2 separate regions of the Homo sapiens genome follow, and region 2 is linked to region 1. The links are chromatin loops, found by intact Hi-C in ENCODE. Cell type or tissue: Caco-2. All regions are shown on one strand. Links, peaks and the distances in the headings refer to the core of each region. The heading gives the core; the rest is flanking DNA.

What was found. Hi-C counts contacts between places; a loop is a spot of excess contacts. Peaks named below come from ENCODE experiments on the same cell type or tissue, not always from the same donor. Only the 100,000 strongest peaks of a DNase experiment are listed, where the experiment ranks them.
Region 2: it touches region 1 in a loop (7-fold over the local background); 7 of 110 quality-filtered maps call a loop at or near these places.

Annotation. Positions count from the first base shown.
Region 1 is chrX:48,852,129-48,857,587 of GRCh38, reverse strand. No RefSeq gene overlaps it. Among named protein-coding and RNA genes, the nearest start is that of PCSK1N, 19 kb to the right of the region's middle. In Caco-2, for the core only: no CTCF peak of the experiment used is centred there; no DNase peak of the experiment used is centred there.
Region 2 is chrX:48,909,848-48,915,131 of GRCh38, reverse strand. It overlaps SLC35A2 (solute carrier family 35 member A2), which reads left to right and starts at 3,486. Exons shown (of 5, transcript NM_005660.3): 1 at 3,486-3,586; 2 at 5,136-5,284. The coding sequence starts at 3,496. It overlaps PIM2 (Pim-2 proto-oncogene, serine/threonine kinase), which reads left to right. Exons shown (of 6, transcript NM_006875.4): 4 at 1-112; 5 at 561-737; 6 at 838-1,950. The coding sequence ends at 1,001. RefSeq lists enhancers at 803-852, 2,543-2,592, 3,833-3,882 and a silencer at 4,243-4,292. In Caco-2, for the core only: no CTCF peak of the experiment used is centred there; DNase peaks (open chromatin) are centred at 3,041 and 3,441; H3K4me3 peaks cover 2,600 bases.

The DNA.
Region 1 (5,459 bases), core at 266-5,265:
ACTGTCTTTGACTTGGCAGGTCCCCACAGGGTATAACAAGACAAGCATTAAATGCAATAGTCTGAGGTAAAATTGACTTGGTTATGTTAATAACTAGATGGTCAGCAATAGAGCGAGGAAAGAAGAAAGAGTAATAGAATAGATGAAAGAGTTAAATTTTTCTTAGCTTTAGTTTGGTAGGGTTTTCCCCTGGGACTATGGCCCATGATTCTGGAGGGGGTGGCGCTTTCTTGACTCAGGTGTGATGAGTCCATCCTTTTTTCGCTGTACGAACAGCAGTCTCGGTGGTTAGCAGCACAAGATAGGGTCCTTCCTAGGCTGGCTCGAGTTTCCTTTTTTTTCATCCTTTGATGAGAACGTGATCTTCAGGCTGGTGCTGGTGCTGGTTTACTGGAAATTCTAGGGGTGGTACATGTGCTAAAAGACTTTTAGTTTTGAGGGAAAGGGAAGTGGAGGATTAACCAAGTATATAATTTTTAAGAAACTGACCTTTTGTTTTAAATGTGGGGACATCAGCAGTGGACATTATAGTCCTTGGTGACTTTCTACTGAGAAATTTCCTTTAGCACCTATTTTTATTAGTTTTTGGACCAAAGAAGTCAAACACCATTTTATATTTGATAATGCTTCCTGTATGATTTTTATACCAGATAAGCTAAATTTCACCTTTATATTAGTGTGTTATTAATGTTAAACTTAGTTTTTTTTTTTTTTTTTGAGATGGAGTCTCACTCTGTCACCCAGGCTGGAGTGTGGTGGCTCCATCTCGGCTCACTGCAAGCTCTGCCTCCCTCCTGCCTCAGCCTCCCGAGTAGCTGGGACTACAGGCGCCTGCCACCACGCCCGGCTAATTTTTTGTATTTTTAGTAGAGACGGGGTTTCACCGTGTTAGCCAGGATGGTCTCGATCTCCTGACCTTGGGATCTGCCCGCCTCGGCCTCCCAAAGTGCTGGGACTACAGGCGTGAGCCACTGCGCCCGGCCAATGTTAAACTTAGTTTTAATAAAACTTTGCAGACATATTTATTCAGTTTTTAATGTCAGACCATAAGGTAAGATTTTTATAGACTCTTTTTAACCTTTTATAATCTGTGTTAAAGAGCAGGTTAGTGCTTTAAGAGAAACACGTTGTGTTTTTATTTTAATGTTCACTTCACAGAAAAACTGGATGATACCCCTTTAACTTTAGCTAATATGTTTACACGCAGAATTTTTTTTACAATTAACATTTTAAAACTTGCTTAAACCTTCAAAACAAATTTGTTTTAACCTTTTAATGTAGGTAAAAATTTACATTCTTATGCCACCTTATAATCCTTTTACCAAAGGTATATTTTACTTTCCTTATACACCTTGCACATAAACTATTTTTTCAATAGTTTTACATTCAGGAGGCTTAGTTACTTTTAAATTATACAACATTTCTTGCATAAATTCTTTTTTTATAATATATATTTTTTCTCTTTCATGACTTTCACAGACAATTCTTTGACCTGCCTCAACTTTCAGACTTATTACAAACATTTCTTTCTTTAAACAACCAGTTAATTTATTTCAGGACAAGAATTTACCATATAATATTCTTTTTACATAAACTCTGCCCCCATCTTTTCCCCCCTTTTTTTTTTCTTCTAAGATAACCATTCTTTTCCAAAGTGAACTTCCTTTATGTCTGTGGGCTAGATTGTCTAAGGCCACAAGATTAGAAGTTATTATAATACATGTTACATTGTTAACTTTTAGCAAACTTTACTTTTGTTGAAAATCTTGTAAGTTTGGGATTTCAATTATCCTTTGCTATTAATAAGACCTTGTTTAGTCCAAATTAACTTAGAATTGGTATAGATGGCTTTTTTTTCTTCAATTACCTGGGAGGAAGCATCTATCATCCTGTCCTGAAGGGAGTTCCTCCTAGGTCTGATCAGACCTTTGTATGGTAATTAAGATTTAGATCCCCTGTTAGGAAACCTGCTGGGTTAAGGGAATTTTCAGTGGTTAATGTTAAATCATCTTTTTTTTTCCCCCGCTTAGGATACTTCTGAACTAGTGAGGTGTGCTCATAATGAGATTTCCTCTAAAAGTTATTTTTCTACTTTATTCTGTTAGCAAAGCAGTTGCCACTACAGATTGAATGCATTTGGGCCATCCACAGGTTACTGGGTTAAGGATTTTTGATAGGAAGGCTACAGGTAGTCAGTGGCCTCAATGCTTTCAGGCTACGCCCTTGTTTACACTTACAACAAGGTTGTATTGGAGTGTTGTAGGGTCACGGAGAAGACCTTCAATTATCAATTATAGGTATTAAATTTACCCGGGCTTTTAAAGGAATAGATAGGGTACGCTGTTTTTTTTTTTTTTAACTACTTGTATATTTCTCTCTTTCTTTTTTTGACTTTCTGTCTCTCTTTTTGACTTTCCTTTTGCCTCTGTCTCTTCCTCTCTTTTTCTCCTCGACTCCCTCTTTGTCTCTCTGTCTCTTCCTCTCTCTCTTTGCCTCTTTCCTCTCTGTCTCTTTCCTCTCTCTCCCTCTGCTGGTCTTTCCTTGCCTCTGCCAGCCGCTTATGCTGCTGTTCTCTCAACCACTGTGTGTGTGGGGGGGTCTAAAACCACCTGTAACCAAGTGTCTAGCTACGGGAACTGGTCTGGGTTCCCTGGCTTACAGGTTACCTTGTGCCATACCTTTAAAACAAGGGACCTGTCCAAGCTTCCTTCTGATGGCCAACCCACCTCTAATGCTGGCCAGTCTATTTCACACAAAGTTCTAAGTTTTCCTGGTGTCATAGTAACACTGTAATCTCCCGTAAATCCTTTCTTGAAAATTTTCAACATAGTTCCTAGTGGGGTGGGCTTACCTTGTGCCCGACCCATGCTTCCTCAAGACAAAACACCACTCTCACACCACACACACACCACAAAACAAAGAACGGGTAAAAAGGGCACACACACACTTTTACAGTTTACACCAAACCAGAATCAAAACCAAAATCAGAGTATCCAGAAATCTAAGCCAGGTCAAAACCAAAACCAAAGTATCAAGCAACCCAAGTCAAGTCAAAAACAAAAACCAAAGTGCCGGTACAGGCACATCGTGGGTGATCAGGCCACGCTTCCATTGAAATGGAGTGGGCAAGTTCCAAAGACCAGTCTTACCAAGTTTCAGATGTCCAGACTCCAAGTGCCAGTTCCTTCCCGGTGTTCAGCCACTGAGTTGATCTTCCACAGGGGCCTGCCACATGCTGCTCTGGTGAGGCGTTCCACTGGGGTAATTGCCTACCCCGGGGCACTCTCAGGATCCGCGTCACTCAAGCTGGCTGGAGTCCCCTGCAGGGATGCTCCACAGGGCAGGCCTAAGCTGCCTAAGGGGCTGCCTCCACCATCCATTAATCACCTTTCTAACTGGTCAGGGAACCAAGTAATGTAGCAGGACAAGCCTCAGACAAAATCCCTCAGACACCGAGTTAAAGAAGGAAGGGCTTTATTCAGCTGGGAGCTTCAGCAAGACTCACATCTCCAAAAACTGAGCTCCCCGAGTGAGCAATTCCCATCCCTTTTAAGGGCTTACAACTCTAAGGGGGTCCACGTGAGAGAGTCATGATCAATTGAGCAAGCAGGGGGTACGTGACTGGGGGCTGCATGCACTGGTAATCGGAACGGGACAGAATAGGACAGGGATTTTCACAATGCTTTTCCATACAATGTCTGGAATCTATAGATAACATAACTGGTTAGGTCAGGGGTCAATCTTTAACCAGGCCCAGGGTGTGGCAGCCTATGGATTTCATTTCTGCCTTTTAGTTTTTACTTCTTCTTTCTTTGGAGGCAGAAATTGAGCATAAGACAATATGAGGGGTGGTCTCCTCCCTTAGACTAATGGTTTTATAAAGGGGCTAATACAATAAATTGGTACCAGGAGTTGGGTGCTGCTATAAGGATACCCAAAAATGTGGAAGCAACTTTGGAACTGGGTAACAGGCAGAGGTTGGAACAGTTTGGAGGGCTCTAAAGGAGACAGGAAGATGTGGGGAAGTTTGGAACTTCCTAGACATTTGTTGAATGGCTTTGACCAAAATGCTGGTAGTGATATGAAAAATAAATTCCAGGCTGATATGGCCTCAGATGGAGATGAGGAACCTGTTGGGAACTGGAGCAAAGGTATGCTTTAGCAGAGACTGGTGGCTTTTTGCCCCTGCCTTGGAGATCTGTGGAACTTTGAACTTGAGAGAGATTATTTAGGATACCTGGCGGAAGAAATTTCTAAGCAGCTAAGTGTTCAAGAGGAAACAAACAGAGCATAAAAGTTTGAAAAATTTGCAGCCTGAATATGTGATAGAAAAGAAACCCCCATTTTCTGGGGAGAAATTCAAGCCACTTCAGAAATTTGCATAAGTAACGAGGAACCGAATGTTAATCACCAAGACAATGGGGAAAATGTCTCCAGGGCATGTCAGAGACGTTCGGGGCAGGCCCGCCCATCACAGGCCTGGATGCCTAAAAGGGAAAAATGGTTTCCTGGGCTGGGTCCAGGGCACCCCCTCCTGTGTGCAGCCTAGGGACTCCCAGCCTTTCCAGCCGTGGCTAAAAGGAGCCAAGGTACAGCTCAGGCCGTTGCTTCAAAGGGTGCAAACCCCAAGCCTTGGCAGCTTCCATGTGGTGTTGGTCCTGCAGGTGCACAGAAAACAAGAACTGAGGTTTGGGAACCTCTGCCTAGCTTTCAGAGGATGTATGGAAATGCCTGGCTGTCCAGGCAGAAGTTTGCTGCAGGGGCAAAGTCCTCATGGAGAACCTCTGCTAGGGCAGTGCAGAAGGGAAATGTGGGGTCGGAGCCCCCACACAGAGTCCCCACTGGAGCACTGCCTAGTGGAGCTGTGAGAAGAGGGCCACTATCCTCCAGACCCCAGAATAGTCGATCCACCAACAGCTTGCACCATGAGCCTGGAAAAGCCACAGACACTCAACACAAGCCCATGAAAGCTGCTGGGAAGGAGTCTGTACCCTGCAAAGCCACAGGGGTGGAACTGCCCAAGACCATGGGAGCCTACCTCTTGCATCAGTGTGACCTGGATGTGAGACATAGAGTCAAAGAAGATCATTTTGGAGCTTTAATATTTGACTGCCCCACTAGATTTCTGACTTCCATGGGGTCTGTAGCCCCCTTGTTTTGGCCAATGTCTCCCACTTGGAACAGTTGTATTTAGCCAATGCCTGTACCCCCATCATATCTAGGAAGTAACTAACTTGCTTTTGATTTTACAGGCTCATAGGCGGAAGGGACTTGCCTTGTCTCAGATCAGACTTTGGACTGTGGACTTCTGAGTTAATGCTGGAATGAGTTAAGACTTTGGGGGACTGTTGGGAAGGTATGATTGGTTTTGAAATGTGAAGACATGAAATTTTGGAGGGGCCAGGGGCAGAATGATATAGTTTGGCTGTGTCGCCACCCAAATCTTATCTTGAATTCCC
Region 2 (5,284 bases), core at 285-5,284, 58 kb before region 1:
CGTGACATCAAGGATGAGAACATCCTGATAGACCTACGCCGTGGCTGTGCCAAACTCATTGATTTTGGTTCTGGTGCCCTGCTTCATGATGAACCCTACACTGACTTTGATGGTAAGGCTTCTCTAAATCTCCCTGGAGGGATTGTTTTTACTTGATGGCCTTGTGACCTTTGGCCTCCAGTGGTGGGGTGTCCTGTAATCCTTGACCCATACTGCATTATATAAGATGATCGATTGCTAATACTGGGGATTCTCAGCCTTGCCCTCTGATAAAGTCCATCTTTTAATGGTGTGCTAACCTTATTCTGGGCTCCTATTCTGGTGAGGGGATCCTGTTACCATCCTGAGTATTCTTTCTCTGGTAAGGGGATCCTGTTACTTTTCAGTGCTTTTATTCTGTTGAGGGGACTCTGTTATTTTAGCTGCTTTTTATCTAGTGAGGGGACTCTGCTTTTATCTTGAGTGCTCTTAATTGTGGTGAGGCCATCCTTCCTGGAGAGTTTGGGGTTGGAGAAGGGCATCATGAGATTGAGTTGGTCTAACCCCTGGCTTGTGTGCAGGGACAAGGGTGTACAGCCCCCCAGAGTGGATCTCTCGACACCAGTACCATGCACTCCCGGCCACTGTCTGGTCACTGGGCATCCTCCTCTATGACATGGTGTGTGGGGACATTCCCTTTGAGAGGGACCAGGAGATTCTGGAAGCTGAGCTCCACTTCCCAGCCCATGTCTCCCCAGGTGAGGCCTCACTGACCCCAGCCCAGAAGACTCCATCCTTCTCAGGGACCAGTACCCCCTACTGACTGCTAATCTTCCCTCTCTGCTTCTTGGCCTACAGACTGCTGTGCCCTAATCCGCCGGTGCCTGGCCCCCAAACCTTCTTCCCGACCCTCACTGGAAGAGATCCTGCTGGACCCCTGGATGCAAACACCAGCCGAGGATGTACCCCTCAACCCCTCCAAAGGAGGCCCTGCCCCTTTGGCCTGGTCCTTGCTACCCTAAGCCTGGCCTGGCCTGGCCTGGCCCCCAATGGTCAGAAGAGCCATCCCATGGCCATGTCACAGGGATAGATGGACATTTGTTGACTTGGTTTTACAGGTCATTACCAGTCATTAAAGTCCAGTATTACTAAGGTAAGGGATTGAGGATCAGGGGTTAGAAGACATAAACCAAGTCTGCCCAGTTCCCTTCCCAATCCTACAAAGGAGCCTTCCTCCCAGAACCTGTGGTCCCTGATTCTGGAGGGGGAACTTCTTGCTTCTCATTTTGCTAAGGAAGTTTATTTTGGTGAAGTTGTTCCCATTCTGAGCCCCGGGACTCTTATTCTGATGATGTGTCACCCCACATTGGCACCTCCTACTACCACCACACAAACTTAGTTCATATGCTCTTACTTGGGCAAGGGTGCTTTCCTTCCAATACCCCAGTAGCTTTTATTTTAGTAAAGGGACCCTTTCCCCTAGCCTAGGGTCCCATATTGGGTCAAGCTGCTTACCTGCCTCAGCCCAGGATTCTTTATTCTGGGGGAGGTAATGCCCTGTTGTTACCCCAAGGCTTCTTTTTTTTTTTTTTTTTTTTGGGTGAGGGGACCCTACTCTGTTATCCCAAGTGCTCTTATTCTGGTGAGAAGAACCTTACTTCCATAATTTGGGAAGGAATGGAAGATGGACACCACCGGACACCACCAGACACTAGGATGGGATGGATGGTTTTTTGGGGGATGGGCTAGGGGAAATAAGGCTTGCTGTTTGTTCTCCTGGGGCGCTCCCTCCAACTTTTGCAGATTCTTGCAACCTCCTCCTGAGCCGGGATTGTCCAATTACTAAAATGTAAATAATCACGTATTGTGGGGAGGGGAGTTCCAAGTGTGCCCTCCTCTCTTCTCCTGCCTGGATTATTTAAAAAGCCATGTGTGGAAACCCACTATTTAATAAAAGTAATAGAATCAGAAGCGGCTGGCCATTTGTAGGTGTGAGGCTTTTATGGAGCATCTACTGTGCACTGAGACAGACTGTCCCTCTGCTTTGTCCTCAGGAAGCCACAGTCTTATGTTGCCATCCTAAAGAGCTTTAAGGATTCTTGAAGCTGCACCACACACACACAAAAAAATCTTGATTCCCCTGCCCCTGATCTTATGCAGTGCCCAGTATGTGCAGAAGGGTTCTCTGTTGGAGATACTGTGCATATTGAAGGTGTTTAGGGCACATCCCCAATCAAGATGGCTATCTCAGAAGCAGAAAAACTACCTTCCCTGGCACCCCAGGGGAATGAAGAAGCCCTTTCCCCTGTTGCAGAAGAAAAGCCCTGTCAGGGTACTGGCCAGGGCGGGGCTGGGGTTGGGCGCTGACTGGAATCTGTCCAGGGTGTAGTCACCTGTTTTGCTCTTTATCTTTAGCCTCTTCCCCCATCTTTACCCTTACATACCCATCCCTCTAATTTCTCCTTCAACACTTGACTTACCTGGCCTACCCTATTCCATGTTGGTTTCACTTGTTCCGACCTGAGTTGTTCCCTCTCTTGCCCTGCTTATTTGTCTCGGTTCAGTATAAACTCCGCCTTCCGGGTTCCAGCGGTTCTCCTGCCTCAGCCTCCAGAGTAGCTGGGTACAGGTGCATACCACTAAGCCCGGGTAATTTTTTTTTTTTATTTGAGACGGGGTTTTGTCGTTTTGCCCAGGCTGGAACTCCTGAGCTCAGGTGATCGCCCGGCTCAGCCTCCCAAAGTGCTGGGATTACAGGCGTGAGCCACCGCCTCTGGCCCGGACTCTTGCCCTGCTTCCAAATGCTAGCTAACCTGTGAGCCTTTCGCCTGTCCCCTTTGCCATCCTCAGTGGTGACTCACTTGTCTTCCCTTATGTGCGTCAACTTTCCTTTGCATTTTCACTTGTTTATCCTCACCTGCTCTGCTTTTATCTGCTAGCTTAACATTCCTGACTCGCACCTGATGCCAGTACGCCCTCACCCCGACCCCGCCAGGTCAAAGTTTCTTCGTCCCCAGATTCCCGTGTGCTCTCCAGGGGGCGAGGCCTCTCTGGAAGACGGGAAAGCGGAATTTCAGTCCAACCATGAAGCACCTGGTAGTTTCTGATACGGAAAGGGCGGCGCCTTATGGAGAAGCTGCCAATAAAGAGCCGAGATGAAAGGGGTGGCTGAACCAATGAGTCTAGGAGACAAGATCGGGGGATGATCTGGAAAGCGCGATCAGTGAAGCGGACGAACGGCAGGATAAGGCGGGTCTAGTGACAGGAATGGGCCGATGAAGCTCTGTAGGGATGGTGGGTAGGCCGATCGGGCCGTGTCCCCGGCCTCCCGATCCGACGGAATTTGGAAATCCCGGGGCTATTCATACATTGAGCTTTTAGGAGCGGAGGAGAAAAGCCACCACCCTGACGATCCCGGCTCTCGCTCCACCTTCACTCAGGTGGCCCGGCAGCGGAAGTGACGAACGCGGAAGTGGTTTTTCTGTTGCCGAGGGGACGGGCCGGGCAGATGCCAACATGGCAGCGGTTGGGGCTGGTGGTTCCACCGCGGCGCCCGGGCCAGGGGCGGTTTCCGCGGGTGCATTGGAGCCGGGGACCGCCAGTGCGGGTGAGACAGTCTGCCCGAGCAGTCGCATGGGAGGCGGAGGTCGGGATCGCTGGGAGTCGGGAATGTTCCTCACTAAAGTGAGAGGGAGCATCCCGTGTGGACCGACGTGTGTGTGTGTGTGTGTGTGCACATTGTCAGTGTGTTGGGGGCGGGGAAGAGAACATTCTGAGAGTGATTGTGGGATCCTTCCGCATATGGAGAGTAGAGACCATTGTGAGTGTGGTGGGTAATTCTTTTTGGGAAGGCTAAGGCCACCGAAACCATTCTGAATATGTGGAGTCCTTCCGTGTGGAAGAGACCATTCTGCGGGTGTGGGAGTTCCTCACTGAAGAAGGGGGAGACTATTCTGAGGGTGGTGGTTCCTTCCTTATAAAGGGACAGAGACTATTGTGAGTTAGGGTGGGGCGAGTCCTTCTTTATGTGACTAGAGAGGGTCCATTTTGAGGATGGGGGTGTCTTTCATTATGTGCGGAGGAGACCGTTCTGGGGGCTCCCTCCTAATGGAGGTAGAGTTCATTGTACATTCGGGTGGGAGGGCTCATCGTTATATGGTGGAGAAAGAACGTTCTGAGAGTGCCGGGTCCTTCCTTATAGCAGAGAGAGCTCATTGTGAGTGTGGGTAGAGCAAGGAAAAATTCATTAGCTAGAGGGTCCGTGTGCGGTGGTGGGAGGGCAGACCATGTGGAGTGCAGGGAAGTATTTCCTCATCTGGTTGAGGGAGCCAGACCTTTCTTGGTGGGATAACCATTCCTGATACAGGATTCAGTCCCTGGGAGCATGTGGGAATCATTTCTTGTATTTAGTAGACTATTCTGGTTCGAGAGGAACCAGTTGTCACAGGAGTGAGGGGTTGGAGAGACCATTCTGGGTATGAGGAGGATCATTCCATATGGGATGTAGGCCATTCTCAGTGTGAGGGAATCGAATCATTTCTTAGATAGGAGAAAGACCGTTCTTAGGGGGTGAACATACCTCATACAGTGGCCTCATTCCCTGCATTGATGTGTTATTCTTTACATGAGACAGTCCCTCATTAAACAGGAGCATCATTTCATATAAATTCTCAGTTTGCTAATCCATAAATGGGAATCCTCGCAGTTCTTTTGGAGATGACAGTGATATGAGTCTATTGAGGTAATCCATAGAAATCCCTTAACCCAGTGATAGGCATACAGTAAACACTCAATAAACGTGGAGAATGTAGTTGTCGGTATTCTTTCTGGGGAAGAGTTGCTTCTCACTTGGGAGGAAGCCGAGGCGCGTGGCCAGGGTTTGCCTCAGCCATTACCTGACACCTCAGTAAGGATTCCAGGTATGGACTGGGACAGGGTGGGGCCCATTTCTCCCTTCTGGCTCTTCCTGCTCATGGCTGAGGCAGTAAGCCGGTAGGAGTCAGACCCTTATTGGGTGAGGGCAGGCAGGCTGAGGGAGCAAGTAGCCATGGCTAGGAGGGTCCTGGGTGAGAAAGAAAGGGGGTGGGTGGTGGTGTGGCTATGCCCCAGCGGCTTCTGACCCCGTCCTTCCCCCTTGCCCCTTCCGTTCCCCACAGCTCACAGGCGCCTGAAGTACATATCCCTAGCTGTGCTGGTGGTCCAGAATGCCTCCCTCATCCTCAGCATCCGCTACGCCCGCACGTTGCCAGGGGACCGCTTCTTTGCCACCACTGCTGTGGTCATGGCGGAAGTGCTCAAAGGTCTC